Linked DNA regions of Mus musculus: region 1 is linked to region 2. Evidence: chromatin loops called from intact Hi-C (ENCODE). Cell type or tissue: left cerebral cortex. All regions are shown on one strand. Links, peaks and the distances in the headings refer to the core of each region. The heading gives the core; the rest is flanking DNA.

Region 1 (10,598 bases), core at 2,130-7,129, 53 kb before region 2:
GGGCAATCTGTCCTGTTATCCTCAAGAAGAACAGAGGAAGCGTGGGCAAAGCAGAGAAGGGGGAGAGGTCCAGAGCAGGGTTACAGGGATGGACTGAGGCAAAAGCACCAGGGGATAGCTTGAGAACTCCTTTCAGGGGGCTGGAGAGATGGCTCAGTGGTTAAGAGCACTGACTGTCCTTCCAGAGGTCCTGAGTTCAATTCTCAGCAACCGCATGATGAGTCCCAACCATCTGTGATGAAATCTGGTGTCCTTTTCCGGTGTGTCTGAAGAGAGCAACCGTGTACTCATATACATAAAATATATAAATAAATCTTAAATAAAAAGAACTCCTTCCAAACACACATCTACTGCCTCACGTTGTGTGACGGGATAGAAGGATAAGAAGAAAACAGACACATGTTCTTAGTATCTCTGATTTGGAAGGGATCCAGGGAGACAGGTGGTCCAGCTTCATCTAACTGTGTAAATCCCATCTGTAGCCGTCCACTAACCTTACAAGGCAGACCTCTGGATTGCAGAACAGCTTGGGCTGTGAGGACGAACACTTGACTTGCTGAGCTGGTGTTATTTATGTTTTCAAATAACCTCTGGCCTCTGGCTTTGGTTCTGCCCCTGTGGGTTGTAGGTTGTAGGTAGCTGACTTCACACTCCTTCCCTTTCCATTCTTTCACCTATTTAAAAGTAACCGCCACACACTCATATGGATTTTCAACTATACGTCGAAGAACCTTTCCATTTGTCGGGGGAGGCACCGATACTTGGGTGTGGCCATGTTTGTGGAGGTCAGAGGTCAACTTTTTTTTTAAAGACAAGGTCTCTCACAGAACTGGGAGCTTATTGATGGAGTTAAATTAGCAGGTTATCAGGTCTCAGGGATCCTCCTGTATCTGCCACTCTGGTGGTGGAAATTCCAAGTGAACCTTGCCACAGTATGAGTGCCAGAGATCCAAACTTCGTTCCTTATGTTTGCACGTCTAGAGCTTTACTGGCGGAATCATCTCCTTAGCCCCTCTGTTCTTCTTCCCTCCCCAGCATCAGGAAAAAAAAGTGTTTTAAAAGGATGTGGTGGCTCTTGTCTACAATCCAAGCCTTCAGTTGAAACAGAGGTCAACATGAGTCTGAGGTGAGCCTAGGCTACACAGTGAGTTTCAGGTCAGCTTGGGATATATAATGAGAACTTGTCTACAAAAGAAGAGTTTCATGATCAATTAAGTCAGCAAGTCTATCCTGACTGTCCTCTTGTTGACTTGGTGTCCCCTTAAATTAGAACACTCAAGACCTGATCATGGTTCCAGTGTGACTATACAGCAGAGCCACTTCAGACACTTGGAACTGAGAACTTGTTGAAACTATTCTGCACATCATATACTGAGTTTTGTGTGTGTGTGTGTGTGTGTGTGTGTGTACATCATCAATCAAATCACTATGGGTTTTCCTTATATGAAAATCTTTTTCTCTGACGTTCATGTTTACAATGATACACAGAACCCGCTAGATGCAGTGCTGGAATACATTATGCCTGGCAATTCCCCAGTCTCTTATCATAGTCTAATAACTGTGTTTTAAAAAACAGCAGCAATAGGATTTGTTTGTCATTCCTTGGATTCTGTACCACCTTCCTGGCTGCTATTGGCAACAGCTTTGCTTTCGAAATGCTCCATAAAACCATGTTTTGAGATTATACAAATTTCCTAAGGATCCATTTCATACTCTTACATTTGTAGAATATATTTTCTTTTCTTCCTTTTTCCCCATTTTTATATGTACACACACACACACACACACACACACACACACACATTCTAAAAGCCAGTGGGGAAATGTGCATGAAAGGGCAGAAGCTTTATGTCAGGAGAGTTCATGGTAAGCCTTGTAGTTGACATCTGAGGTAAGAAAAGGCAGAGGGCAGGTGTGAGGAGTGAAAGAAGTGCCACTATCTCCCTTCGTGTCAGGGACTGCTCTTTAATTTGTCATGGCTGTACTCATCTGCTTCTATTTTTGTAACATACCTGAGATAATCAGCTTATCAAGGAGACACATGGTTTACTTTGGCCCATGGTACAAATAGCTTCAGTCCATAGTCACCTCTTCATGTTGATTTTGGGCCTGTGGTGAGTTAGAACACCATGGTGGGAGTGAGCAGAAGGGGGAAGCTGTTTGCTTCATGACTGGGAGGTCAAAAGGAGGAAGGAGAAGCAGGAAGGGTCCCACTCCTCTTCAAGGGCATTCTACCAAGGATTAGAAGACTTCCTACTAGGCTGTGCCTCTGGAAGTCTTCATCAACTCCCAAAAGAACCCAGATAAAGAATAATCCTTTAACCCATGGCCCTTTGTGGGGAAAGTCCAGATGCAAACTGTAGCAGTGTGTTACCATACTTCAGGGCCAGGACTAGGAAGACCCAGGGAGGTGCTTATCCAAGATGAAAACTGTAAAGAGATGCCCCTCACACTGCTAAAATGTGTGTATATGTGTGCATATGTAATATTGATGTACATGGGTGCAGTTGTGTCTAACAGTGCAGAAGCCGTGATGTGCTCATCAGAACACGCTATAGAGGCAGTGTCACAGTGCTGCAGATCTGTATTGTCTACAGCTCTCCTGAACTGTATTTCACAAGCCACACAAAATTTGCTCATTTTGAAGTGTACAACCCAGTGATTTTTATTTTTTAGCATACTCACAGAGTTGTACAATTGTCATTACAACAATCTCCAGTCTATCTCACACCCCCAAATAAGTCCTGTGTGTGTTAATAGTTTCTCCTCATTCCTCCATCTTGCCAACCTTGGACAGTCATCAGTCTGCATCATGTCTGATGGATTTGCTTTGTCCCCACTATCTCTTATGAATGAAATCATAGAGCAGTGTTTTAAAGGGTCACCTATATTCAAGCATCTGAATGAACAATGTATTCTTCTCAAGACTGAATGATAGCCCCTGTGTATATGGACCACATTTGAGTTATCAGTTGATGGACAGTTAGGCTCTTTAATGCTAGCATGAATAAAAGGGTTTTTTTTTTTCATGTGTGTGGCTATAAGCACCCAATTCTCTTGGTAAGTAACTGGGTATGGAATTTCTGGTCATATGATGACAGTCTTACATTTTTGTGTGTGCGTATGAGGCAGGGGAGGCTGTTAGACTGTCTTTCAAAGTAACAATCCTATTTATATATGGAGAGTCCAGATTCTCTCCATCCTCATCAACACTGTTTTTATATTAGTTGCTTTCCTCTTTGCTTAAAAAGCAACTTAAGGAAAGAAAGGTTTATTCTGGTTAATGCTTTAAAAAGGGATAGCGTCTATGGTGGTGGGAAGGCAGCAGGAGCCTAAGGCAGCTGGCCACATTGCTTCCTCTGCCAGGAAGCCGAGAGGACTGGAGGCTAGTGCTGAGCCAGCCTTCTCCTTTTCTCTTTTTATCCTGCCTGTGGTCCCAGTCTAGGGTGTCAGGATGAGTCTTCCTTCCTCAGATAAAGCTCTTTAGACGCACCCTTGCAGAAATGCCCAGAGATATGACTCCAAAGTAACTAAATCTGATCAAATGGACAATGAAGATTAACCACCACAGCTGTCACCTGCTTTTTGTATTATAATCATCCTAGAGGGTGTATGGTGCATCTCACTGTGGTTTTGATTTCTATTTCCCAATGGCTACTGATGTTCACTATCTTTCTATGTGCTTATTGGCCACCCCCTTCTTTAGAGAAATTCAGACCTTCTGTTTCACTGTTTTTTTGTCTATTTATTGGGCAGTTCTAAGGGTTATTCTTTTTGTTGTCATTATTTTATTTTATTTTACTTTACTTTATTTTATTTTATCAGTTGACTGTGCTTGGCTTAACATGATACAGAATTCCAGTTGGGATCCAACCACCAGCTCAGTTCTTTGCTTACTCTTTGTGCTTCTTTCCCTGTTCTTTTGATGAGGTCGCTCTTGGTAGTCTCTTGCCCTCCTAGCAGCTTATGCGTGTGGCTGCTTTCTGGTGCCTCTCACCTCCCTCCCTACCTCACCTCCCTCCTGGCTCAGTGCCTAAAGTTCAGTGTGGTTTCTATGCGGTCTTTTAAGGTGTCACAGCAACGATGGGCTCTTGTTCTCTTTATGTGAACCCCGTCTATCTTGCCTGCCTTCCTCCAGGCAAATTCACACATACTTAACGATGCTTCTTATTTTTTTAAAAAACATTTTTTTCCTCTTCCTATAGATAGAACTTCTGAGGTTTCCATGGGAACCCCTGGTCCAAGAGGTAGGGGATTCTTGAGTAGAGGTGAGACGAGCAAGTGTTGCTCATTCTGTGGGACTCTAAGAGTGTCTCGTTCACTCTTCTTCCCACTCTCTCTTCTGCCCTTTCCAGGGTGGTTTTTTAGATCAGCTTCTGGAGTCCCCGAGTCTCTTAGAACTGAACAGATGGTGATGACAATGGCCCCAAGAGCCAAAGCTTTACAAGGATGCTGCTGTTGCTGAGTAGATGCCTGGCAGCCTCATGAAACCTCAAATCTGGTGTGTTTCATAGGAAAAGGCCCAGCCATGTTTTTCCTTTTGTTATGAGGCATGCTCTGGTTAGAAGAGTCGCACCTCAAGCACCTCCACAGCCTTCATTTTCCTGGACTGAGATGGGAAGGCCTGGAAGTCATCCCAGGTGCACTTTGCCTATCGGTGGAACTGAATCTAAGCCAATGCTTTAGTGAATCCAGGTGCTTTTCTCCGGTGTTGGGCTATTGTGCAAGACTAGTCTCGAAACCTTAACAGACATGCAGACCTCTGGAGATAAACCCAAATCCATCAGACCTTGAACTGTGACCAGAATGGAATCCCCGTATAAGTTACTTTTCTCATTGCTGTGACCAAATACCTGGCAAGAGGCAACATAAAGAAGGAGGAAAAGAAGGAAGGGGGAAAGGAAAGATAGGAGGAAGGGAGGGAAGGAGGTTGGGGAGAGAGAGAAGGGAAGAAGGAAGGCGGGCAAGAAGGAAGAGCTTACTAGGGCTGGCAGTTTGAGAGGCACAGCTTATCACTGTTGGGGAGAGCATGGTGCCAAGGGCACGAGGCAGCTGCCCACACTGTGTCCACAGCAAGGAATCAAAAGGAGATGAAGGTCGGTGCTCAGGTCACTTCCTCTCTTTTGTTCAGCTTAGGACCTCAGCCCTGGTAAGGTACCTCTCACGTGCTTCCTTCTTCAGGTAAACATCTCTGTAAACACTCATGGGCGCAACTGGGGTTCAAGTCCAGTTGAGATGAGAGTGAGGGCTACCAATCAAAATCTCCCCCCCCCCCCGTTTTGGAAATGTGTTATGTGTTGAGTGAAGTCCTTTTGGGAAAATTATGTTAGCATCCACAGACCTTCAAAACCCAGAGTAAATCTGGAGATGGGTTTGTGAGTGGGGCTTGGTATGGAGGGTCCCCTCAACAGAGAAAAGGAATGCAGAGTCCATATAAGTTTTCCAACCAAGCCAGACACCCAGAACTAAATGTTGACTAGATCTAACGTCCAAGGGGCAGTGTGGGCACTGCTGACTCTGGAGTAGATTTGATCTGGCTCTAACTAGAAAATCACATTCCTGAGATTTCAGGCCATTCTTTGTAATGCTCTGGACCAACTCAAGGAGAGTGGGGCAAAACTGAGATTCACGAGTGCCAGTTCTTTGTATGGTTGGCAGGCTTCATGCATGCATAAAAAAAATGCTGGTGCCTTAGGGCTGGAACATCATTTGTAGTTTAGAGGCTAACGTGGGTTGAACGGGTCCCATGCGGCTGAGATGTCTCAGCAAAGACACTAAGAGATGAGATATACATGGAGCGCAACCTGTGCAGACATACCAAAAGAGCCATATCTTGGGACTATGATACTCTCTCTCTCTGTCTCTGTCTCGTGTGTGTGTGTGTGTGTGTGTGTGTGTGTGTTCAAACAAACAATAAGTAAAAGCTAGTAGAAAAAAACAAAGAACCTGCTACATTTTTGTGCATTTATTTGTATTAAGAATGAAGTGAATGAGGATCAGATAAAAGGAAAAAATAAAGATCAATGGTGGTGATGCACGCCTTTAATCCCAGCACTCCCAGAAGCAGAGGCAGAACTCTGTGAGTTCTAGGCCAGCCTGGGCTACAAAGTGAGTTCCAGGACAGCCAGGGCTACACAGAGAAACCCTGTCTTGAAAAACAAACAAACAAACAAACAAACAAACAAACAAACGGGGTGGGAGGGAAAAATATAGTAGCCATGGGTCTGAAGACACAGGCTGGGACTGGAGGCTTTTAAGAGAATAAAGATTGGTACCAGCTCCTGTTGTCCTATGCCCACATGGTGGGAAGTACTGTCCTAGGGCAGAGGAGACTTCTGCCCATTGTTCTGAGCTGCTAGGTCAGAACATGAGGAAAAACTACATGTGGAAACTAAACCTTAGGTGTTTTCACCTTCCAAACATAAATGGATGGCTTTGATGGAAAGACAAAATGTGTGGGGAACTGGAAAGGAGAGGAGCAGGCAGTAGCTCAGAGGGTGCTCCTTCCCTCCACGGTCCTTTTGAAAGGCAAATTAATATTTTAAATTAGGTTCCTATCTCAGTGTTTGATTCATAGCAGAAGGATTGGCTCGCTTCCCTTTCAAGGCCAGAACTGGGGAGAGCTTTGAACTGGAACCTAATTGTAACTTCAGATCTGATACTTCTCTATCTAGTTCTGGACCTAGGTTAGCTAAACTCAGGATTTGTTTCTTCAAGGCATTTGAGAAAAGCTGAAAACACTAAGTTTCACGATTAGGCACGGTTGGTTCATAATTTATCTGGGTTATGAGCTTTAAGCTGTCATCGGATTCCAGGGTTCAGCTTTGAACTCTTTCATATCAGTGTTTGTATTCTGAAGACCTTGCAGCTGGCTATCTGTGTGTCCGATGTGTGGATGAAGGTCGAGAATGTGATATATATTATGAAAAAGCACCTGGGAACATGTGAGCCGGTGGCTTGTCGGGACAGAGATGGCCCACCTAGGGTAACAGAGGAGAGTCTCTAGGATTCTTTTCAAAGGTGTAGCTGAAGCAAAGAGATGATCAGGGATACAGGAAGCACTCACACTGGGAACAGTGCCGGTGGCCACTGTAGAGATCTGCCTGACTCAGGCTGTTGCCTTTGGTACAAAGATACAAATCAAAGCATAGAGGGAGAGATGATGGTATGAGTGGAAAAGGCACAAGTCTGTCTCCACTCTCCTCCTGTATTCCTGTCTCCAACCAGCACCTCCCTTGGCAAGACCTAGACAGAAGCCAGTGGGTGAGAGAGCTGGCTCTGTTGCTCTTGAGAGCCAGCCTCCTGCACCACAGAGCAAGATGGAGGCTTGTGGCAAGAATCAGCTCTGACTGGCAGAGTGTGGATGAGGGGCAGGTACACTCAGAATGGCAAGTGTAGACCTGGGCTCGCTTGATTTAACAAGTGTTTCCTAGTTCCATCTTTTCCTCCTTTAGCTCACTCCATTTCTAAAGTGTGACAGCTTGATTATGTGGAGGAGAGCTGTGCTCTCAAGCTGAATCATATTAACTCGAATCCCCAGCCCTGCTGCTGTTAAACACGGGCCTTGGACAAGTCACCAACCTCCAAAGTTCCAGCTTCTTCATCCGTGAGATGTAGGTGATGATCAACTCTTTTCATGGTTGAGAATTAACGATGACCTTTCTCTGTACATCTGTGAGAACCTTCTTCTCCCTGGCTTCAAGGTTATCTTGTTTAAAAGGGTTCAATGCACGCTATTTTCTTCATAATTCTTTTACCTAAGATCAGTATGGAAGCTACCTCACTTCCTGACTTAATTTTTCCTCTTCTAACTTTTTAGCATCTTGCTCTCTAGTGGTTCTTTCCTTCTTGTAGTTTTCTTCTTCCAGATTATTTAAAAAGAAACATACTCCTACCCATTCCTGGGTTCCTTCTTATCTTTCCCTCCCTTCCTCCCTCCCTCCCTCCCTCCCTCCCTCCCTCCCTTTCTTTCTTTCTTTCTTTCTTTCTTTCTTTCTTTCTTTCTTTCTTTCTTTCTTTCTTTCTTTCTTTCTTTCTTTCTTTCTTTCTTTCTTTCTTTCTCCCTTTCCCCTCCCTCCCTCCCCCCCTCCCTTCCTCCCTCCCTCTCCTCTTTGTTTTCTTTCTTTCTTTCTTTCTTTCTTTCTTTCTTTCTTTCTTTCTTTCTTTCTTTCTTTCTTTCTTTCTTTCTTTCTTTCTTTCTTTCTTTCTTTCAAGACAGGATCTCCCTGTTTAGCTCTGGGTGACATGGAACTCAATATGTAGCCCAAGGTGACCTCTGACTTTGAGCCCACAGAAACACCCCTACCTCTGCCTCCTGGGTACTTCGATTAAATGCATGTGCCACCATACCCAGCCCATTTCTTGGTGAAGCTGGCTCACGTCACATAATATGATGACCTCCATGTCTGTGTTCAGTTCTCACAATTTTTTTCCCTATGGTGAAAATCTAGATCAACTTCTCCATTTCCAAAGGTCTCCCAGGCCACATTGAGTCACATATCACAATGTACATTCCCATTCTGCTAGGGAGTGTTGCTGGCTTGATACCCTCTTCCTCTATTGCTAGGCTCCGTTAGAGACACCATAGCCTGATCATCCCCATAGGATAAACTGATCTTTTAGGCATGCTTTGTGGGCTTTGACGGGACTGTGGGATGAGTGACATTGGATGATGAGACCATAGTCCTTGCCCTTGACTCTGTGTATGTTTGTGTTCACGCTAATGCATGTGCAATTGCATCTGTCTCTTGGCTCTCTTTCTAGCCTTCAGCATTATGCTTTGTAGACAGTGATAGATTTGATTTGGAATTCAAAGTTTGAACTGACTATACAATATTAAACTCTTTCACAATCAGGTTTCCCTACAAAGTAAGATCCTAATTCCAACTTTAAATAACTATCAAGAAGATTATATTCAAATTTACATACCTACTTTTCCTTTCTCTGACTGCCTTCCTTCTGATATATATATATATATATATATATATATATATATATATATATATATATATATATATAATTAATGTCACAGATCTGGGGGCTGATTTGTAGTGATGACTTCTAGTTCTCTTCAAAAGAGGATCCAGGGTAGAGTAAGGGACTAATTCCCCTGGGATTTTCTTTCCTCAGTCTTTAAAAAGAAACACACTTCTATCCATTCCTGGATTTTTACTTTAATCATGGCTTGTAAACTATTATGTCTTAAAGGTTTTGGTCCCTGGGGACTGGCTCTGGGTTGCTCAGTCCTCCCAGACTTGCCCTTAAGGGGAGGGAAGTGACATCACACTGGGTCTGGAGTCTGCACAAGGGAAGAAGGAAGGAATGTTTGCTGTTTCTTGAGTGCATGTTAGACTGGACTCCAGCTTTGGATGAAGAACTCTCATGGGACATTGAGTGATTATTTTGTGTTAGGGTTCCTCTCTGGACAAGTAGAAGGGGCCAGTGGAAGTCTCAGAGTCTAAGGGTCTCAGAGTCACACAGGATGCGGTGCAAAGCTGTTGGAGACTGAGATGCTGGCCCTCCGAGGATCATCTGACTCTGTGAGTAACAGTTCTGGGTATGAAGTGTCCCTGGGTTTTGGCACCATCCTCCTTGGAGTCACGGCTTGCAGGAGATAGCCATGTACTGCAGAAAGGCAAAGTGTTTGCTGACATACGGACCTACACAAAACCCCATATTTCCCACCACTGACAGACTGTATCTAGAAGCAACGTTGGAAGTAAAAAGAACCTCCCCAAAGCCACCGAAGCAGCATTCTTGAGATGGCAGAAGAAAGTGGGGCACTGCGGGGAGCGCGACCTTCCTGCCAGGAGAGTGGATTCTAAGGCTTCTCACAGGGCTGTAGCCATCCCCTGCCTCTGCTCTGTGCTCACCTTTCCAGAAAGCAAGAGATGCGATGCATGCCCTTTCCTTTCGGGGAGTAGGCTTTGCTGACCCCCAGATGTCCCGAAGTTGTGTTTTCTGATTCTCACCATACATAAAACCAAGCATTAAACCCACCCACAACATTTAACCTTTAACCTTTCTAATTTTTAGAAACATTTTCCCTTTAAATGACCAGGTCCTCGTCTGCCATGCACAGACACAGCTGGAAGTGACCCTCACAAGATTCTAATCATCCTGGGATCCCCCGAGCTTGGAGTTCTAGCCTGTCAAACTGTGAGAAAAACTTCCAGATTTTCAGAAGCTATCCAGCTGGGGACATGCTCAGCAGGAGAAGGAACCTACCTCCGAGTCTGATGACTTGAGTTCAGTCCTTATGACTCACAGGTGGAAAGAGAGCGCCACCTCCCATGGGGTGTCTCTATGAGCATCCTGAAACATGCATACACATGTGTGCGCGCACACACACACACACACACACAGGTACACACACACAAATAAAAATGTAGTTACAGATTTTAAGTTTAAAAAAATGCTATCCACTTTGGAGTATATTGTAATAGCAGCTTGAGTGGACTAAAACATTCACCAAGTTATAAAAAGTTAATATCAACAGTAAGTCGTGTGACTTTGTGGGGTGGCTTCACGGTAGAGCACTTGACCAGAGTGTGTAAGGTCCTACATTCCTAAGTCATGGCAAAAACAACAAACAAACA
Region 2 (10,598 bases), core at 3,141-8,140:
GATGACTAGAGCTTTCTCCTTTCTCTGCCACCGGGAGTTAAAATAGAGTGATAGTGAATCATGTGCAAGCCAGCAGCCGGATGTGAAGGGTCAGGAAAGGGACTGATACTCTGACATCGCTTAGGGTGAACCGGACCTTGGCCCTTCACCAGATGCACTTCCTTTTTATTCACAGCCTCAAGGAGGTTGCATAATGAATGGCAGGATGTCTTAGCTTCCCATGTGTCAATGCAGGACATGACAGACAGCTGTTACCTCAGATGTCTTATTGACCTGTAGGGGTATATGCTATTTTAAAGTGGATTTTTTTTTCTCTTTCTCTCTCTCTGACTAGCCCTGGCTGTTCTTGAGCTCCCTCTGTGGACCAGGCTGGCCTCGAACTCACGGGGATTTGCCTGCCTCTACCTCTTGAGTGCTAGAACTAAAGGTGTGTGCTACCACCACCACCAGGCCTGAAGTGGATTCTTATGACCTTTAGGGATGTGATTTTTATTCATCCAAAGGGAAACTGGACTAACAAATACCGGCAAAGAGAATGGGCCAGATTGTGGGCCATGTATTGGGGTCTTTGTTATTCCTTTCGGTCTCCCACTGAAGAGGCAAATTCCTTGTTTGGGGTGGGGGTCGTTGAGTGTTAAACTTGTACCCCAGCAAGCTCAGTCCAACACAGAATGTCTTCCTAAAGCAGATCACTTCTACATCCCACCTCTCAGGGTTCACCTGCCTCTAGCACACTGATATACTTGGCAGGACTAGTCCATATTTCTGTTCAGAGGTCTGAGGCCACAGTAAACGGTGTGACCCAACCCATTCCCCAGCAAGATGAAGCAGCATCACACAGTCTCAGGAATGTCCAAGGATGCACTTGACTCCCTGGAGTCTCTGAGGGTGGTGCACCGGCTAACTTCTCTCAGCCTCTTTGCCTTTCACTTATAATCGGGCTATAGTTTTGGCCAGGCCACACACCATGTATCCAGTATCTTTCCCTTAATGGTCCTGTGTGTCCTGTGTCTTTCCACCCTATCGTGTGTCTTTGTGTCCGTGTCTGGTGTCCTCAGCTTATTCTACAGAACTGTCTTTTCTTCCCAGCTTGCCATTTTGGAAGCAGCCTCCAGGAACTTTCCATTTTCCTTCTGATTATGTATGCCCTGTCTTCCTGGTCAGCACTCCAAACAACTCGGAGAACGCGCATTTCTTAGGAGAGAGATTTGGCTGAAAAGTCACCCAGTTTTCCTTCAACCCTGTATCTTGGGTGGTCTGCGAGGGAGGGCTAAATCCATTGATTCCCCTCCCCCAGGGGAAAAAAAAACAGGGAGTTTGCTAACCAGAGCTGCTTAGCCAATCGTTGCCTTGAGAAAGTTTGGATTGTGCTCCTATTTCATTAGGCTGATTGGAGCAGCCTTGACTCGGAGGTATAGTCCCTCCCCAAGGGATTCCGTGTACAGTTACAAGGCTGTCGCTGGCTGTCGCTGCCTGTGCGTGTCCTTTCAGGCTAGCAACCCACTCCCTCCTCAGCCCCCACCCCCCTCCACCTACTCCACCTTTTTTTGTTTTTATCTAGTGTCTCCCTTGCTCTCTCTCTCTCTCTCTCTCTCTTTCCTCTCCCTCCTACCACCGCCTCTTCTTCCAGTCCTCCACTCTCCTGCAGCGCCAAGCCGGCTCCCCAACGCAGTCGGCTGAACGCAAACCACTGAGAGTTTGCTGCGCAGTTCCCTGGGGTCCGGGGCCGCCGAGTCCCGCTAAGGCAAAGACACCGGCAGAGAGAGCAAGCGAGCAAGCGGGCGCAGCGGAAGACAAACACACGGGCACGCGAAGGGGAGCCCCAGGAGGGCAGCCGGGTGGCAAAGCTTGGCAGGCGACTGTCACTGCGTCCCGGGTCGCCTCTTCCCTCGTCGGACTGAGCGAGGAAGCGCGCTTCTTAAAGTTCTAGACCGCAGGAGGCGGCGTCCCCTTCAGTCCCCTCCTCGCGGCGCTCCAGGAAAAGGAACTTGATCTACTGGCAGGCTCGAGCCTCCCGCTGAACGTGAGAGGGGATAGTGCCACGGGCCCCAGGGTAGGGAGCCGAGAGAGGAAGCCTCGAGCCAGGCTGCAGGCGGAGGGCACGGAGCAGCGGCCAGGGACCCCGATGCCGGCGGCCAACATGATGGAGAACCTGCAGCTGCCCGCCCTGCAGGTGCCAGAACCTCAGGGCGCACCCGAGGGCAGCGCGGTGTGGTCCAGCTCGTCCACCCCCACGCTTCGCCGCCGGCGCTTTAAGATGCGCCGGATGAAGAACGTGCAGGAGCAGAGCCTGGAGGCGGGGTTGGTAGCCCCGGACCTACCCGGCGTCCTGGCCCCCGGCAAGGAGTTCCTGCAACTGCCGTCCATTGAGATTACGCCCTCCAGCGACGAGGACACCCCGTGGTCCAACTGCTCCACACCCAGTGCGTCCCCGCGCCGAAAACGCTTCCTGCTCCGCAAGTGGCTGAGGGTGAGGGAGCGGAAAGAATGCAGTGAAAGCAGGTAGGTTCCAGTTTCTCTCCAGCAGTCTTCCCCTGAACCTCTCGCCCCTCCCCAGGGCGGTCTAGGACCCTAGGGCATTCTGGTGGAAACTTCCGGGATCAAAGAAGGAGCTTATCGCGTCACCTTGGCGTCTTCAGGCACTGCCAGGGCACCAGGGCTACCACACAGCCTAGAACTAGGGACTTTACATTACTTGATGTGTTTGACATAGGTTCATGCTGCGTTTCATTTCTTGACCCTCACAGCAAAATGGCCAATACAGTGTTATCTTTTATTATCTCTTAAGCCCTTACTGTGCGCAGACTACTGTCTGTGGTGAGGGCTTCACCTGAGGATGGAATTTGGAGAAATTAGGTAGATAGTATTAGGCTATGATTCCATTGTACAGGTGGAGGTGTCGGGAGACTAGTGACAGAAGTTTAAGTGACGCCTCCACATGGACTTCCGAATCCCATTTCACTTTTTGTCATTTTCTTTTTCCTACACTACCCTGCTGGTACAGGTCCATGTTGCCTATGGAGAGGTGACGTATTCACATTTTCTACCACATCACGGACACATCTCACGATCGATCACCGTGCCAGCTTCAGTTTTGCTAGGGAGATGTTTGCTGTTCACATTCAAGAACTAGCATGAAGCTCACAGGGTAATGTGTGTGTGTGTTGCTTCAGGAAGTTGCCCATGGTGGCATGGAGTCCCCGCTACTCATGGATACCATGTCCCCTCTTCAATTTACTTCTGGACTCGGGGTATGACCATTAGCAGAGGTCTGTACTATTAGAGGGGGCGGGGTGTTGCTGTTATTGCTGCTGGTGGTAACTAATGGGAGTTCATTCACCCTATCATTTCACTTTCGTTCATTATCACTTATTGAGTGGGTCTCAAAAGCTCAAAAGTGACACCAGCAAGTGTGGGGATCTTGAGGGGGTCTCCAGGGTATGAAGGGGTGTGGAAGCTAAGCTTGATAGGACACTTTTAAAAAGTTTGCCTAGCATACAGGTGCCCCTAGCACTTCCAACATAAAATAAATAAATAAAGCTGTGTGGCACCTGCTTGTAGGCCTAGAACTCAGGAAGAAGAGGAGGAGGATCCTTGGGGTCTGAGATACATGGAGGTTACACGGAAAGGTTGACCTCTTAAAAACCCCAAACCTAAATGAAACCAAGCCAAGCCAAGCCAAATCCGAACCAACTAACCATATAACGGAAGCAGCTGAGACATGCGAGTTTCATTCACACGGAAGTGATGGAGCCATTGGAAGATTTACACTCTGTCATCTGTAGTCACTGTACAAGAAAAGGTAACCTTGGAGATGTAGGAAAAGGCCGAGGAGAGAGGGGCTCAAATGATGACAAATGAAGCTAGGAAAAAAAACAAAACAAAAGAAAACAGTGACATGAGCATGAGGTCAGGTGCATATGATGGACTTAGGGAACAACGTGGCCAGAATCAACAGAAACAAGCATGTGATGTGTCTTTGTGGAGGTACTGAGGGCCTGGGCTGGGGTAAGCAGGAGGTCTTTCCTGATTGCAATGGCTGCACATGTTCTCCCAGCTATGGACCTTGGGGGCAACAGGTTTTTCTCTTCAGGCACGCCACCCTGTTTCCCTTTTGACAGGGCAAGGGAAAGTGAGGACTGGTGGGGGCTAATCTCAAACTAAACTGTGACTCAGGTACTTTTCCCTCAAATGTGAGAGACCCTGAAAGAGGCACAAGTACAGACAACAACATGGAGATAGTCTTGCACTGCTGGGTAATGGAGGCTGGTGGAACCGAGGAAATGTAAGGAAAATGGTTCTGATCTTGAGAGTTGTTTAAAGGTATGGTAGGATAGTTTTTGTTGTTGTTGAAGTGGGGAGGATGGTATTGGAAAGAGGAAGTTTATTTTACCTCCTGAGTATGACTTAAGACAGTTCTTTTATGTGCTTGTTTATTGGGTTGGAAGAAAATGAGCATCTGCTCATCCTCTGGTATCCATGGAGGCTGGGCTCATCCTCTGGTATCCATGGAGACTGGAGGTTGGGTCCAGGTCGCTCTGAGGTCACCAAGTTGCTTATAGAAAGTGGCATATTATTTGCTCAACCCATACATATTTTCCCACAGATGTAATTTTTCATTTTTCTCTCTCTCTCTCTCCCTCTCTCCCTCTCTCTCTTTCTCTCTCTCTCTCTCTCTGTGTGTGTGTGTGTGTGTGTGTGTGTTTGTGAGTGTGAGTGTGTGAGTGTGTGGAGGTCAGAGGATAACCTTCAGGAATTGATTTTCTCCTCATACCATGCAGATTCCAGGACTTAAACTCAAGTCCTTTAGGCTCAGTAGCAAGTGTCTTTGTCCACTGATCGATCCATCTTGATGGCCCATGCTCTCATACACTTTAAATCCTCTCTAGGTAACTTCTAATACCTAGCATCATGCAAATGCTATCTGAAGATTGCTGTACAGTATTATTTAAAGAACAAGGATAAGGACATGAAGTCTGTTTTGTATGTGCATAGAGGTGCACGTCTGTAATTTGTGCACTAGGGAGGGCTGAAACAGGATGATTGGTAACATAGGGCCAGCCTGAACTAAAATAAACATCTAGTGGGAATCTAGTCTAAAATAAAGTCTAAACCTAGTCAGTATAGTTTTCCTGCGTTCTTTCTATCTGTAATCCATTGAATCTGGAGATACAGAACTTGGAGATACAGAAGGCCAACTGTGTATGTACAAAAGGGCAGACTGGTCTGGGAATGTAGGCGATCCTTGCCTATATAGTGAATTTGAGACCAGTCTTGGCTAATTGATGCTGTACCCTCTACACACAAAATAACCAATACAAAATCAGAGCCAAACTCAGACAAAACAACACGACCGTGGCCTATGCGCCCACCCTTGTCCATCCTGTGTTTTCACTGTCTGGTACCTGCCCTCTTGTGGTGACCCATAGATGTTCACTGAAGAAATGCCAGTAACGAGTAAGTCTATTTCCTCTTTCTGAAGTGAAATCCTCCTTATTCACAAGTCTGAGAAATTTTTAGGGGAGGGGGAGATAGCTCCAGAGCTGAGGTTTATAAGATAGATTTATTGAAATATGATTTAGCTGCCACACAACCTGCAATCTCCTGGGTTTGAAGCTCAGAGTCTACATCAGCAATAGAGGACTTGCAGACGTACTACGACCTGTAGGATAATTAATACCTGATATTTAATACCAGGATGAAAAGAAGTATTTAATCCAATTTTTGTAGTGATAGACGTGTACATGCATCCCCACAGTTAATTTTAAAACACCTTTTATCAGCGTGCGCAAACACACACACACACACACACACACACACACACAGAGAGAGAGAGAGAGAGAGAGAGAGAGACAGACAGACAGAGAGAGACAGACAGAGAGAGAGAGACAGAGACAGAGACAGAGACAGACACAGAGAGAGAGAGAGAGAGAGAGACTCTCACACAGCCATTCCCTTTAGTTAGCACCCATAAGCTCCATCAGCTTTAGGTATCCACTAATCTGCTTTTTAAAATAGAGAGCTGAATTTTAAAAGAATAAATATCTATTGAAGATGGAAGGGGATGACCATTGTACTGTTGTCTGTTTTGTTTGATATAACAAAATGCTCGAGACTAGATAATTTTATTCATTCATTCATTCATTCATTCATTCATTCACTTGTTTATTTAGGCAGAGTCTCATGTATCCAAGCTTGGCCTTGGACTATTGATCTTCTTGTCTCTACTCCCAAATGCTGAGATTACAAGTGTATGTCACATCTGGCTTCAGTTTCTTCCTATACAAAGTGGAATCAGCTCAGTGCGGAGCATGTGCAGGTTCTGAGCAGTGAATAACTTGATGGGACAAGCTCTTTGAATAAGTACTGTTACAAACCACCAACAACAATAAAACAGGAAGAAAAGAATTAATAACCGCACGTGTCCCCAAATCTCTTGGTCAGGAATGGTGGTGGTAAAGGTTTAAAAAAACACAAACTGAGAGGTTCAGGGTCTCCTGAATTCCGTGAGAAAATCGGGGATCAGGCAATGCCATGTCTCCCAGGATGTATCTTATGAAAGGAGAAAGACAGCTGACAAGTGACAAGTGAATTGGGCCATGCGAAACTGCAGCCTGTCTTTCTGGTGAACACAGAAGAATTTCTTTGCTTGTCTCCCTTGGACACAATCCTGACTATGATGGTCTAGATTACCTCTCACTCAGCCATCCTGCACCCTTTTCTATGGGACAACCTTACCCTTAGCATCTGCTCACAGGCTAGCAAGCTAGCTACTAGTTTTTGTTTAGCTCCACATCTGACCTTTAGTAATGGTTTGCACCAGTTCTGCCCAACCTGGTGTGTTAGCGTAACTCTAGGGGGCTGTGCTAACTGGATGGCGGTTTGCAGGTTTATATCTTTGCTGTTTATCTTGATTCTCCGTCTCTCTGACAGTTGGAGGAAGAGTTGCTTCAAATTTCAGGCAGTTTGCAGGGAGCAGGGTGAGCTTGTTCATCCAGACGTCTACTCAATCAGCCTCGATTTGGTTATTCTTTATATAGTTATCTATTCAGCCCTGCTCTGTGTGGTAGAGAAAAAAAACTCTCATCCCTCTTTAACACAAAGCAACAAATCCATGCAAAGGGACTGTGAATGGTTAACGACGTACAACGTGAGCAATCAACTCAGGATAGGGTTAAGAAGGGAAGACTTCTACCCGTCCCATAATTCCTTGAGGCTGGGAGTGAGTCTTATTTTGTGCCAAGTTTCCTGCTAAGTGTCTTAAATACATGATCATTGTTAATCCTCATGACAAACCCGTGGGGTAGGCTTCGTGGGGGGAAGAGGCTGCGGTAGGAGAGATTAACTTGTTCCTGGTCTAACAAGAGCAAGGCTAGGAGGTGAACTCTGTGCTTGTGCCAGTGCCGAGTTCTTTAGAGTTCTGTGCTACTGGCCTCACATGCTTGAGAAGGTGTAGGTGTGGAGGAGCTGCTTGTGCAAGATGGGTATTCACAAGACAGGGGAAGCTGCTGGGCCAGTTTGGGTGGGGAGGGTGGGGGTGGGAAGTACAGCTGCGTGTGGGTGACAATGATGGTTTAGGTGGACTCCCCCAGAAGAGGCAGCCTGCCTTTGCCTATAGATGTGGTTTCTAGATTAAAATAGTTTATGGAAACTGAGACGTGGAGATGGAGCCCCGTGGGCTGATTTACGCTGGCCTGGTTCCTCTGTGGGAGTTGGTATTTCTGGAGTTTCCATGTGGTTATGTGCTCAGCCAATCACAGGAAACCAGGATGGGTGTGGGGTAGAGTAACCGGTGATAAATCCCACCCCCATCTTGGTTAGTTCTTCCCAGATACTGTGTATCCCCCAGTTGCTAGGCTAGTCACTGATGGTTGCTTCTGGTGTGCTCAGTTTTCATTAAGGCGCCACAATGGCTAAGCTGCCAGTGGGGAATTTTCTTCCTGACCCTAGTGAGTAAGCTGCCAGCTCTGGAGCAGGTGTTCCGATGTCCACATGGTTGCTGGGCTGCCGTGTGTACAAAGAGCTTTAGGTAGACTGAGAGGCCTTTCTGGCACGGTCTTTCTGTCTTCTTAGGATCTCCCCCTTACAGACCAAAGATGTGTGTGACTTACCAGGCTGCCATGCATCTGGTGGGAAGGAGGACATAGGTTTTAATTATCTTGGGGGGCCCAACAACTTCAAAGATGGAGGGGGCTTCCCTCTCTCTGGGGAGAGAGTCAAAACCTCTCTCAGGAATACAGAATGAAAATCAAACCTGGCCTTTCCAGTGGGAGAAAGGAGACAGGATGCTGATGCTTTGAGCTGTTGGAAAGGGCCTGCCACCCCATGCTCCCAATAGCAGTCACATGTCACTTCTAGAGGCAGTATTGAGCTGGTGGTGTATCTCAATGGTAGAGGGCCTGTTTAGCAGGCATGTAGCTATAGGTTCAACCCCTACCCCCATACCTCATAAATAAATAAGTGAATAAATAAATAAAATAGTGGGGTAGTATTGATTTCAGATGTTTTCAATTGTGTTTCTAGATTTTTGAGTAAAGTTGAATAGTTTAAAAGTGCTAGAAAAATATGTCTGTGCATAGCTAAGGCTGTTGGTAGAAGACAGTGATTAAAAAAAAGACCTTGGGGTATTTCTCTGGAGGACCCCCCCCCCAAAGAGTTTTTGTTCTTAGTCATGGGGTGTGAAGCTTTCTCTGTTTCCTGTGCATTCTTTGACAGAGCCAAGACTCACATTGTTCACACCTGATCTGAAGATGAGATTTAAAAAAAAATGAGGTGACCTGACAAGCCATAGTGACTTATAAGCTGAGTTTCAGACCTGTGACCTGTGAAATCTTTGTCAGCCCCTAACTGACTCTGGCATCTCTAGAGCATTAGGCTCTTTTTAGGGCTTTATCCTGATAGCGCATTGCTCCAGTCAGGCCTATCCTCTCCTCTGCCTTGAGGTCTGACCACTGCTGTTTGCTGTTTTGCTCTTCCTGGTTAGTGAGTTTAGCCATGAAATGATGATGCAGAGAGAAGGAATGAGAAAGATAACAAGCTCTTTCCTCACTTTCTTTTTCAACCATGGTAAAAGAATTTGTCTGTGGGCCCAGTTTGGGTGTAGTATAATGAGGTACACAGGTCACTTCCATAGCGCCCTGATGATTGAATCCTGGTTGCTATGTCAGAAGGAAGGGCACAAAACAAGCCTTAGGTCTTCATCTCTTGCTATTTTGATACTCTGCTACCTTTGGATTCTGCTGGGTGTGAGCCCTTGAACCTTAAGAAATGTGAATAAAATGTGAGTGTTTACAGTAGCCTGCTGCAAGTAGTTTGCTACAGCAATGAAAAAAAAAAACTGAGTCAAACAGTGAGCATAGCAGGATTTGTCCCAATAAGGAGGAAAATGCAGCAAGACAGTAGATGGTTAGTCAAGTGACACTTTTTGTTTGTTTCAGACAGGGTCTCTTGTAGCCTAGGCTAGCCTTGAAAATACTATGTAGCAGAGGATGGTTATAGACTCCTGATGTCCCTGGAGTCACTTCCTGAGTGCTGGGATTACATCAGAAAGTACAAAGTATGCCTAGCTTCTCGCTCGCTCGCTCTATCTATCTATCTATCTATCTATCTATCTATCTATCTATCTATCTATCTATCTATCTATCTATCTATCTATCTTCAGATAGGGTCTTGTTTTATAGCCTCAACTATTTTATTCAGACTGTTCTCACACTCACAGGCCTCCTGCCCCAGTCTAGAAAATGCTATACAGATGTTTGTCACTATGTGCAGCTTAGTGACACCTTTTTAAACAGCTCTCCAAGGGTCTTCAAACTTGTTGTAAAAGAAGTCATTTTAAATACTATATAAAGTCAACCATCATAGACAGTCTAATAAAATAACTAACTAATTGTAAAATTTAGGGCAGTAGGAAGTAGGAAAATAGTTAATAATCTTGACCCTCAGTGCCATATTATTTCCTGGTATTCTTTTTTTCTTGTTCAGTTTTTCAATGGGGGTGGGGCTTTGGGGATTATGAATCCCCCTCTATAATAAATTCAGGTGTATCGAGGGGGCTCATGGTCTGTAAGACACTCACTGCTGATTCTGTGGGTTTTCAGACAGCCTTGACTGGAACCTGGGACAAAAGCTATGCATGCCTTGTATGATACTACAGGCCATCCCTTGAGTTTGCCTCAGGGTTTTCTTGTAACAGGACTGCAGCAGTTCAGAGCCAGTGGCACATCTCTCAAAGCCCGTTCAGTCAGGAGTAACTAGCTTGGTTAACTCAGCGCTGTCATGTGGAAGCATCTCCCAGTGGAGGCCACTCACATTTGCAGTTTTCTGCTTGACTTAACAGACTCCAAGGGCAGGAGTGGCCTCAGCAAGGTAAACCTTTGCCTTCTCAAGTTTCTGGCATGAGTGAACCGAGCACAGGTGTGACCCCTTCGTTTGAGCCTCTGTTAGGTGGCTGGTGCAGTATTGAATTAAGATCATCATATGGCCCCATGGTTTTCTCTCTGTGTCACTGTTACTTCTTCATCTGTGCCCAAAGGTTTTGTAGAAGGAGCTTTGGGTTCAGTCATCATGATGGTCCACACTTCTGGCTGTAGTGCCAG

What was found. Hi-C counts contacts between places; a loop is a spot of excess contacts. Peaks named below come from ENCODE experiments on the same cell type or tissue, not always from the same donor. Only the 100,000 strongest peaks of a DNase experiment are listed, where the experiment ranks them.
Region 1: a loop joins it to region 2, with 2.2 times the contacts of the local background. A loop is called at or near these places in 4 of 42 quality-filtered maps.

What each region holds. Positions count from the first base shown.
Region 1 is chr9:40,499,532-40,510,129 of GRCm38, reverse strand. It overlaps a transcript of Gramd1b not described here. Among named protein-coding and RNA genes, the nearest start is that of Gm35177, 42 kb to the left of the region's middle. In left cerebral cortex, for the core only: no CTCF peak of the experiment used is centred there; DNase peaks (open chromatin) are centred at 3,329 and 4,366; H3K27ac peaks cover 1,747 bases.
Region 2 is chr9:40,447,198-40,457,795 of GRCm38, reverse strand. It overlaps Gramd1b (GRAM domain containing 1B), which reads left to right and starts at 2,032. Exons shown (of 20, transcript NM_172768.2): 1 at 2,032-2,502. The coding sequence starts at 2,126. In left cerebral cortex, for the core only: a CTCF peak has its summit at 5,429 (motif pointing left); a DNase peak (open chromatin) is centred at 7,702; H3K27ac peaks cover 358 bases.